Linked DNA regions of Homo sapiens: region 1 is linked to region 2. A link is an interaction called in ENCODE POLR2A ChIA-PET data of the cell type or tissue named here. Cell type or tissue: OCI-LY7. All regions are shown on one strand. Each heading gives the region's core, and the rest is flanking DNA. Links, peaks and the distances in the headings are about the cores only. Region 1 overlaps ZNF398 (zinc finger protein 398). Region 2 holds the start of ZNF777 (zinc finger protein 777).

Region 1 (5,377 bases), core at 252-5,251, 280 kb after region 2:
CCAGGAGGCGGAGTGCAGTGAGCCGAGACCGTGCCACTGCACTCCAGCCTGGGCAACAGAGCAAGACTCCGTCTCAAAAAAAAAAAAAAAAATCAGGCACAAAGAAAGAAAAAAAAAAACATATTTGGTGACATCAGAGGTCCTTGTCCGTAAGAAAATATTTTTGAGAAAGAAAGATGCTTTTGTTCATGGCTACTGAGCTGCCCTCAGGCAGTCACTGAGGATGCTTTTTGTAGTTTAAGAAGCTAAGACATGAGAGGAAGGGCAGGAGTCCTGCCCCTCCTCAGAGAAAATCTGAGCAGAAATTAGGGATTCCCATTCCATTTGGAATGAGGTCCTTTTTTTTTTTTTTTTTTAATATCAACGAGGCTTGTGTGGACTGTTATTACCGAGTAAGTCACAGGGTCTGGTCCTGGTTGAGATAGACATGAACATCACTTCTCAGATATGCTCAAGAGAAGCCCAGCAGAGCCCCACACCTTCCCCGCTAATAGGAAACTTGCACACATTATTAATGAAAAGGGAAGTAGGAGTTTCCAATACTAAATGTTCAGCAGAAAAGGAGCAGGGCCATCTTCTTGCACTTTCTAGACAATCAACCAACTTCCATTTATTTTCACAACTGTGGCTAAACCAGAGGTTCATCCAATGGTGACAATGGAAAACCTAGTAAGCAAAGAGTAAATCTGGTTATAGTCAACACCTGGATCCACTCTAAGGGAATGGTGCTTATGTGTGATAGTGACAGCTTCTTGGTCCAAAAGGCTGACAGATGAAGAGCACGTTTCTGGGGTTTCCCCTTTCCTATCTTGTCTGGTCATGACAAGCAGTTCTCATGTATTTCTTTAACTGAAGTGTTAAATTGCATGGTTTCTCTCAGGAGCACTTGATAGGCCAAGAGTTTCTCCTCCACACTTTCTGTTGGACACCTTATCCTTCCCACTGATCCATTTTACTTACCCACTTTTGAATCTTAAGCAAACACTCTTTGGAACTGGCCTGCAGTTCTAACTGATAGGGGATTGATGAAAGAAAAGAGTAACAGTTGAACTCTCTTTTATTCTTGGGCTGAGGCTTAGTATCGCACCTGCTTCCGTCTCTCTGGGATGGCCTTGCACATCGCCTTTCGTTCCATCTGAGGGCTCTTCCTTCATTCGTATTTGAATTGTGTTCACTTTTTGCCAAAGTTTAGGTCCCTGCTGGCTACACAGTTCCTTTCAGAAGGGACTGCGGGATCTATCTGCAGCCATTTCAATCCACAGGTCTCTTTCACTAATAAGCTGTGTTCTTGGCAAATCTTTGAGTAAAAAAGTATTTAAAGTGTTACCTAGTCCCACATCTCACCTACTTTAGGAGTCCCTCCTCCAGCATACCCTGGCAAATGCTTGAAATCCACTCAGAAAAGGGAACTCAGCACCTAGACAATACTTTGGCTCTTCTCCCTTTTCACTGGGGAAATCAAGGTGCAAACTAGAGCTGAATCTCACATTCAAGTTCCTAGTGGGTTGCCAATGAAGCCAGAACCTTGGCTTTGGGATTCCCAGCACCCCTAAATTTTCCCATGGTATAGGTCCAGATTCTGGCTAGAAAGCTCTTAATCCCAATATGCTAGGGTATTGCCCATCATGTCTTGTTCTGTATTATTGGGCTTTTTCACTGTAAGTTATGACAGCAGACACACATTTCTTGTGTCTCCCATGGTCCCTGGTATTGTGAATGTCATGGAGCAGATGTTTTCTAAGTGTGATTATCCTACAGAGCAACATGTTCAGACATAGCCTTCCCAGAAGCAAAGTTAGCTGGGCTAACACCTTCTTCTAGTGTTGTTATGCATAACTAGAGAGAGTGAAGGATGGGCTAGGTGATGAGCAAAAAAATGGGTCCTTTCCTTATCACTTCATCAAGAAAATATCCTGTCTAAACATTTCCAGACCTTGTTCTAGACCTCAGGAAGAAGCAGAGGAAACAAGAGTATAGGAATAAACCAGTTTCCTGCCCAAGATGTAAGACTTCTGCATTCTGTCTTCTACCTCAGGATTCCAAGTGGGAGTAAAACAACAAATCAAATAAATTTTAGTCAAGTTTCAACAAGAATTTATCTGCTTTGACTTTGCTGTCTTATTTAGCTTTGCCTGGACAGAAGCCAAAGACAGAGACAGAACTTTGGCAGGAAAAGGAATGTATCACAGACTTTTTTTGAATAATTCCTAGAGGCTCACTTTTTTTCCTTTCAACAGCCTCATTGTGCAGATGAAAATTTGAGATCCATAAAGGAAACAGAACTTAGGCCCAGTTGCAAAGCCACTTAGGAGCAGACTCAGATGCTCCCAGGTGATTAAATCACCCCAAGAAAAGAACATGTGGTAGTCAAAGTCCCTAAAAGCAACACAGGCAAGAACAAACTGTTGTCTATGCATGGTGCTTAGCTCTCAGTGATCTAGGAATTTCCTCAATCTGTCCACTGCCAATGGGATACAGCCAGATAGGGTGAACATACACTCTCTCTGATGGCTCAAGGAAGCTGCATTATAACACTGTTATCATCTCACTACTGAGGACCAAGAGTTCACTGGCACTTTCTGAAGCTCCATGCTTCTGGAAAGTGCTGTGATCTTTGTTGCTGATGATTGTCAAGAATATCAGACACCAGGAATGGAGAAGCCAACTTACTGGCTTGGAAAAGATAAGAATTTGATGTGAACGACTCTCAGAACATGGTGTAGGCACAAATTTTAAGCTGTTCTGTCATTGTTAAGCCAGCTATTTCTCTGAGATCTCTAGCTTTTAAAGCTGGGGCTAAGAAAACCGTTTCCAATTTTTTTAACCAGGACCTTGGCAAAGATTTCTGGCAGTTTAAATGGCAATAAGAGCCTGTTTCAAATCAAGCCAGTATAGTTAAGGAATATTCTCCTTAATAATCTTTTAAAGTCAGATTTCTTGTTCAACCAATATTAAACAAAATTTATGTGAATAATTAATCTAAGAAACCTAGGCAGGCAGTCTTGAGTTACCATGTTTCAGGGAAAGACAGCCACAGAGGTGTGTGAACAGATCTTGGCTGGTTTTGAGAGAGGAGGCAGCAACATAAACAGTGGCTTAAGCACTTTCTCCAACAACCATCTTAGCTATCAAAGAACTAATAAAAGGCTTTATAGTTAAACATTCTCATGCCTTATGATGGGCTTCCAGTTTTGGAGGCTCTTCTCATGTATCTGTCTCTACCTAGAGACATAATCTACTATCAACCTGCTGTTCTCTGAGAACAAGAGAACTAGAGGTTAAATCCTGCTTTCCAACCTCTCCGCAATATTCTTGTAACTTCTGCTTTTGTTGTATCTTTGAAAAGATGGACATGCTGGGCTCCTTTCCAGGTCTTTCTGGGTTTCAAAATGTGGTATTCTTGTAAGGGTGTGAAATTCCAAAACACAAGCATGTCTCTAGTCAAGTGTATAGGACCCCAAATTCATTGATGTGCCAGATAATAATTACTGTGGGTGTTGGATGGGGCTCACAGACCTTCTCTTGGATTTTGTGCCCTGCTGTGAGCATATACAAGCATGAAGCCACAGAGATTTGGATTTACAAAACTCCCCCTCCACTCCCTTCCCCATACCACTGGTTGGTCTCTAGACCTTCAGTGTTGACACCCAGGCCAGAAGTTTCAAGCCCAGTTATGAGGGGACCTGGTGGGTTGGGTGGCTGACCTGATGGGTCACTATCACCCCCACAGCCTCCATTGTGGCCTGAACGGAGGTGGTCCTTGAGTGTCTGTTTGTAGCGGAAGCTCCTGCCACAGTAGGAGCAGGGGTAGGGCCGCTCCCCGGTGTGGATGCGCTGGTGTTTCATTAGGTGGTGCTTGCGGATGAAGCTCTTGCCACAGTGAGGACAACTGAAGGGCCGCTCGCCTGTGTGCAGCCGCCGGTGGTTCAGCAGGTGCTCCTTGCGCATGAAGCTCTTACTGCAGTCAGTGCAGGGGTAAGGACGCTCGCCTGTGTGGATCATCTGGTGGCGGATCAGGGCCGAGTGGCCGTTGAAGTCAATGCCACACTGAGGGCAGGAGAAAGGGCGCTCTTGTGCATGACCCCGCTGGTGGAGCAGGAGGCTGATTTTCAAGCTGAAGCTCCTGCCGCACTGGGCACAGCGGAAGGGCCTTTCGCTTGCATGAGCTCTCCGGTGGCTGGTGAGTCGAGCCTGGTCAGCAAAGCGCTTGGGGCAATCAGGACAGGGGAAAGGACGCTCAGTGCTGTTATGGACCCGAAGATGGTAGGTAAGTCTTGATGGGTGAGTAAAAGTCCTGGCACAGTGTGGGCAGGTGGGGGGTGTCTCGCTGGCATGGTCCTGGGAGGTGCTGCTGAGGTCCGCCTGTGGAGTAAAGTGCTTAGGGCACTGGGCACAGGGTAAGGGGTGCTCAGTAGCATGGCTACATTGGTGGGTCAGCAACATGTCTTGGCTGAGATTCTTGCCACAGTGGTGGCATGAGAACACCTGCTCGCCAACTGGAGGTGGGAGGGGATAGCTACCCAACTGAGTAAAAGTCACTTGTCCCTCAGAGGCTTCAGGCAGGTCAGTGGCTGGACGTCCAAAAGGTGTCATGGATGTAGACTGCTGGCTTTTGAAAGCCACATCTGAAAAAGCATCCTTTGCTGCTGCTGGTGGAGAAGAGAAAGGGACTGGAACCTCAGGGCACAACGAGGATCTAGCAAGGCCTTCAGCTTTGATGACAAGCTCTTCATCTGAAAGAAAAGACTCCAGAGTTATACCCATCAATAACTGTCTCACTAGCAACTCTCATGCATTCCTACCCAGCTCTAACAGATCACTCGAAGCTCAGATCAGAAATACAGCAGAAGGCTGCAATAATAACCGAGACATCTGTGGTCTCTGTGGCAAATCATCAGAGAAATGAAATGACACTTTAAATTTATTTTATGACAGGATCACATTCTGTTGCCCACGATGGAGTACAGTGGCGTGACCTCAGCTCACTGCAGCCTCCACTACCTGGGTTCAAGTGATTCTCCTGCCTTAGCCTCCTGAGTAGCTGGGATTACAGGCATGCACTACCGTGCTCAGGTAATTTTTTTTTTTTGAGACGGAGTCTCGCTCTGTCGCCCAGGCTGGAGTGCAGTGGCACAAACTCGGCTCAATGCAAGCTCCGCCTCCCGGGTTCACGCCATTCTCCTGCCTCAGCCTCCCGAGTAGCTGGGACTACAGGCACCCGCCACTACGCCCAACTAATTTTTTTGTCTTTTTAGTAGAGACAGGGTTTCACTGTGTTAGCCAGGATGGTCTCGATCTCCTGACCTCATGGTCCACCCACCTCGGCCTCCCAAAGTGCTGGGATTACAGGCATGAGCCACCGCGTCCAGCTGTGCTC
Region 2 (5,377 bases), core at 175-5,174:
ATTGACCCTAACTCTTTCTCAGGGGCAGACATCTCATCCTGTGGCCTGTGGCCCACAGCAGCCGCAGAGTCCCTGCCCCTCCCGTTCATCTGTGTGCTCTGTCCCAGGGAGGCAAGGAAGCTGATGAGGTCTCATCGCACCATCGGGTTGAGAGGAACTGGGATGGAGTGGGAATAGCCCCGCCTGCCCCCTATGTTGCCTTAAGCCCTACTCTGATGAGTTACTTCTTCAGAAATCGACATGAAATACTGTCTGTTTCCATGATTCAGTACATCCACACACTTCAGGAGACACATATCAAAGGCCTCCTCTTCTTCCCTACAGTGGAACATGGAGACTGAAAAGGCTCATGAGCCATGTCCTGGGCTCCCACAAAAGGAGACCAAGACTCTCATGTGGTAGAAAGGGAAGGAATAGCCAACAATCTCCCTCTCTTGAAGTCTTCTTTTTCTGTGTATAGCGGGGAGGGTGTCAGTGGTGGGCCAGTCCTGAGGTGGTACCTCCTGGTCAGCTCTGTGAGTGACTGTCTCAACTCCTTTTGGCCACATGAAGTTAAAATGCGGGGTTCCTCACATCTTTTGTCCTTAGTATTGAGCCTTAGCCTCAATTCCCAGACACAGGCAAAATGATGCTTGACATCCTGTCACATGATGTTTGCAAGCGATAGACCTAAAACTTGAGGGCACAAAATAGTTCAAAGTAACTCACTGGACAGAAAAAGACATACCAGCAAACATTAACCAAAAGAAAGCTGGAGCATTAATATTACTGGACAAAACAGGCTTTAATGCAAAAAGCATTACTAGGATAAATAAGATCACAATGTTATGAAAAAAATGAGGTTCTATGTTTCTAACAACGTGGACTCAAAATACATAATGCAAAAAACGGCAGAATTACAAAGAAAAAAAGGAAAAATCGCAATGGGAGATTTCTACATACTTCTCTCTGTAATTGATAAACAAAAATTAGGATATAGAAAATTTCAAAAGCATATTCAACTAGTCTTATCCAAATAATTAGAGATTTTGTTCTTTTCAAGTATACATGGAATATTTACAAAAATAGATTGCAAAGCAAATCACAACAAATTCCAAATAACCTATTTTACTCAGGCTACTCTTTAAAACCACAATGCAGTAATCAGAAAGAAATAATAAAATAATATACAAAATGTTTTTAAAAAGAAGAACCATTTACTGAAGAAAATACAAAACACTTTTTGCTAACAATTTAATACTGTTTTTGAAACAATTCCTATTGTGATAAATTCATAACAAAAATCTGCAGCTGATTACACAATATTCAGTATTAATGTGCAAATATATAGTTGGTAATCTTGTGAGGGGAAAATAAACCAAGAGTATACACAATTATAGGAGTAAATTCATATTAAGCATGTCATTTTATGAAATGAAATATGTACTACTGAGAAACACAAAGGACTGAACTACTGAAAATGCAACAGCATGACTGAATCTCAAAAACAGTATGCTGACTAAAGGAACCTACATACAGAAGAGTGTATATGTATGATTCCATTTCTATGAAAAGGCAAAAGTAATCTACCATGGCAGAACACAGATGCATGGATTCATCAGAACTCAAAGACTGAAAAAAAACATAAGGAACTTTCTTCAGTAATGAAATGCTTTATATCTTTTTTTTTTTTTTTTTTTTTTGAGACACTTTTTGCTCTCTTGCCCAGTCTGGAGAGCAGTGGCATGATCTCGGCTCACTGCAACCTCCACCTCCCAGGTTCAAGCAATTCTCCTGCCTCAGCCTCCAGAGTAGCTGGGACTACAGGCGCCCGCCACCATGCCCAGCTAGTTTTTGTATTTTTAGTAGAGATGGGGTTTCACCATGTTGGCCAGGCTGGTCTCGAACTCCTGACCTCAGGTGATCCACCTGCCTCGGCCTCCCAAAGTGCTAGGATTACAGGCATGAGCCACCATGCCCGACTGAAATGTTTTATATCTTGATGGCAGGTATGGAGTACTTAAGTCTTTGCATTTGTCAAAGCTAGAAAAGCCATAAACTTGAAATCTGTGCATTACACTGCATATAAATAATACTTTAAATAATTTTAATGTTTGTGCAACACTTACCATGAAACATGTTAAAAGACAGGCTGGGAGAAGATATTTGCCATCTGCCCATCTAACAAGGTATTGTGGAGATTATATACATAAACATAAAATGTATGCTAACAACAGTATAAAAGATGGTAGGGATAACCTGTTGTAAGGTTATCACACCATATGTGAAGTGGCATAATTTATGTAGACTGTTAGAAAATTAAAGATGTATATTGTAAAACTGAGGACAACCATTTAAAATTATATGTAACTAGTAAGAGAATGGTGAAAAATAGAAATTACTAAGAAATAGAATACTAATATAAAAATAGAATTAAAAAAAAAAACCTCAACCTCAAAGCAGGCAGTTGGGGAGAGAGAGAGAGAGAGAGAGAGGTATCACTGAACACCTGGAACACACAGAAAATAACTAGTAAGATGGTAGATTTAAATGCAATCGTATTAGTAATCACATTAAATGTTTGGTGATATGATTAAGATCCAGAATAGATTTTTAATGAAATACCTATAAGCCAATAAGAAAAAGATCTCACAACAGAAACATTGGCAAATGATATGAAGAGGAAATTCACAGAGGAAGAAACCAAATGTCAGTAAACATGAAAAGATGTCCAACTTCATTAATCAGGGAAATACAAATACAAATTAAAATAATGAGCTACCATTTCACAGTCATCATGTCGGCAAACGTTCTGAGTCCATTATCAGTAAGTATGAGCCAGGATGGGGAAAGAGAAAATCACACGATAGTGGGTGTGTAAGTAGGCACCATCCCTTCAGTGAGCAGTTCGGGAAGCCGGGGAAAGATGAAGGTGCTCTTGCCATCCAGAGTCCCATGTCTAGGCGTCTCTAGAGACGCACTTTAGCAGTGCACAATGAGACATGCATGCAGATGTCGCTGGCAGCAGGTTTGTTCTCATTCCTCTAGGGGGAATGGAACGTAAACTGTAGTTTATGTATTCAATGAAATACTATATTGTGGGTAAAATGAATGAACCAGATATTCTTGTTTAAACATGTCTGTATCTCAAAAACAAAATGACCCATGGAAAAAAGCAAGTTGCAACAGGATAGGGACTGGATAATATCATTCACATAAAATGTAAAAATACCAAAACCAGTAGTGTGCATTGTTTACGAATGCACACATGTTAGTTAATGCATAAAGACCTGGGTGAGAACTCTAGCCTCCGGGAAGGGAGGGGACAGGATGCATAGCTCTGGCCTTACCTCTATCTGTAACTTTCCTTTTTTTTGTTTTTTGAGACGGAGTCTTGATCTGTCCCCTAGGCTGGAGTGCAGTGGGGCGATCTCGGCTCACTGCAACCTCTGCCTCCCGGGTTCAAGAGATTCTCCTGCCTCAGCCTCCCAAGTAGCTGGGACTACAGGGCCGCGCCACCACGTCCAGCTAATTTTGGTATTTTTAGTAGAGACAGGGTTTCATCACGTTAGCCAGGTTGGTCTCGATCTCTTGACCTCGTGATCTGCCCACCTCAGCCTCCCAAAGTGCTGGGATTACAGGCATGAGCCACCACGTCTGGCCATAACTTTCCATTATCTGAGCTGCCAGCATACTGAGTCCTGTTGCCTTCCAAGACCAGCTCCACTCCTGGGGTTCCATTAGGTAAACACAATGTCCTCTGCTCCCCCCCGCCGTCTTCCCTCACTTAAGTTAGTTCCAGTTGGGCTTCATCGCTAGTAACCAGGACGCCTGCCTATAGTTTCTTCTTTTTTTTTCCTTTTCAATTCATCCCCAGTTCTCGCCACCTCGTAGGTATTCAATTAATACATGTTTAAGTGGACCTGTCCAGGAAGGGGAGTTCTCAACTCTAAGCTCCTGCATTTCTTTTGGGACTTCTCATGGTTACAAAGAGCATTCATTCATACTGTGACTGAGGGTAAACAAGTCGCTGCCCACTCGGCCTCAGTTTCCTCCTAAATGACCCGTCTGGCCACTTCCAGCCCCAGCAGGGTCTGATTCTAGGAATTCGGTCCTTTCATGTCGAAAACAACACTCGGGCATTTCACAAAAGCACCCAACCCCCTGGCTCCCCTTGGAAGCACAGCCCGCGTCCCTGGAACCCGGGCTGCACTGAGCTGGTCACATGAACTCCGGGCTTTCTCTGGTGTGACGGGTTTCTTAGATCCCTTTGTGAGCGCAGGTTTTGAAAGGGAACGACCCCGGGTTCTGGGTGTGAGAGGCGCAGGGGATCGGCGGGAGGAAGGCTGTCGGAGCCAATCAAGCCGCCTCCAGACCCCAGCACGTCGCCTGGGCTGCGCGCTCCGACTGCGCCTCCGCCCGCGCGCCTCCCGGCCTCGCCCGAGGGTGCCTGGGCAGGCGAGGACCCCAGGTGAGAGGCCGGAGGGTCCTGGAGGGTGGGAGGCCCCGGCGGTTCGGCCCGGGCTCCACGACGGGCTGGCCCGGGCTCAGGGCGTGTCCGTCGCCGCCGGGCGGCTCGCTCGACACTGTTCGCTCCTACCGGCTGTAGATGGAGCTGTCTGGGTTCCGGCAGCCTCCGACGAGCCTCGGAGTGTTTCTCTTTAAACGGCCTGAGAGGGACATGCCTCCCAGGATGCAGTTTGTAGCAACATGGCAGCTGCTGTGCAGCTCCCCTGCTAAAGAGGCGCCGGGACGGCAGCGCAGCTCGCAGCCGGGGCCGGGGCCGGAGCTGGGGTCCCAGCCGCGGCCGCAGAGGGGCGGCGCGCGGGCCGGGGGCCGCCGTTGAGGGCCGGGGCCCAGCTCGCCGCCGGGACGCAGCCGGCCGGGCCGCCCGCACAGCCGCGCGCCCAGCTCCGACGCCGCCGCTCGGGCTCCGCGACCCCGCGCCCGCTCGCCCCGCGCGCCCCGAGCAGGCCGGGGCCCGACGGCCGCGCGCGAGCCCCGGCGGGGAAGACAGGGCTGGGCCGGCGCCGCCTGCGGAGAGCGCCGGGCGGCCGGGCCTGCGTGGGGCCGCGCGCAGTAGCGGCGGCGGCAGTAGCGGCGGCGACTCCGGGGGCCCGGGCCGGACAGCGCAGGGCCATGGCCGAGGCGGCCCCGGCTCCTGTGAGGGCGGCCCGCGCGCGCACGGACGCGCGGCCTCGGGGCCCCGGGGACGGCCTGCGTGTCCCGGGCTCGGCGGCCCGGCCTGGGATCTCGGTAAGGGGCAGAAACGCTACGACGTTGGCGCGGGGGGTGGGGGCGCCCTGGAGGGGGCCCGCGCGTCTTGACCCGGGCGGTGGGGGAGGGCTACGGGCCTCGCCGCCGTCCGTGCGAGGGAGGCTGCTCTCACGCCCGGCCC

What was found. Peaks named below come from ENCODE experiments on the same cell type or tissue, not always from the same donor. Only the 100,000 strongest peaks of a DNase experiment are listed, where the experiment ranks them.
Region 1: POLR2A ChIA-PET joins it to region 2 with 6 read pairs; 5 of 35 experiments call an interaction of 5 or more read pairs at or near these places.

Annotation. Positions count from the first base shown.
Region 1 is chr7:149,178,004-149,183,380 of GRCh38, reverse strand. It overlaps ZNF398 (zinc finger protein 398), which reads right to left. Exons shown (of 6, transcript NM_170686.3): 6 at 339-4,733. The coding sequence ends at 3,580. Among named protein-coding and RNA genes, the nearest start is that of ZNF282, 15 kb to the left of the region's middle. In OCI-LY7, for the core only: no CTCF peak of the experiment used is centred there; no DNase peak of the experiment used is centred there.
Region 2 is chr7:149,459,888-149,465,264 of GRCh38, reverse strand. It overlaps ZNF777 (zinc finger protein 777), which reads left to right and starts at 4,203. Exons shown (of 6, transcript NM_015694.3): 1 at 4,203-4,450. RefSeq lists silencers at 4,223-4,562, 4,733-4,802, 5,093-5,172, 5,183-5,377. In OCI-LY7, for the core only: CTCF peaks have their summits at 4,367 and 4,569; a DNase peak (open chromatin) is centred at 4,634; H3K4me3 peaks cover 1,146 bases.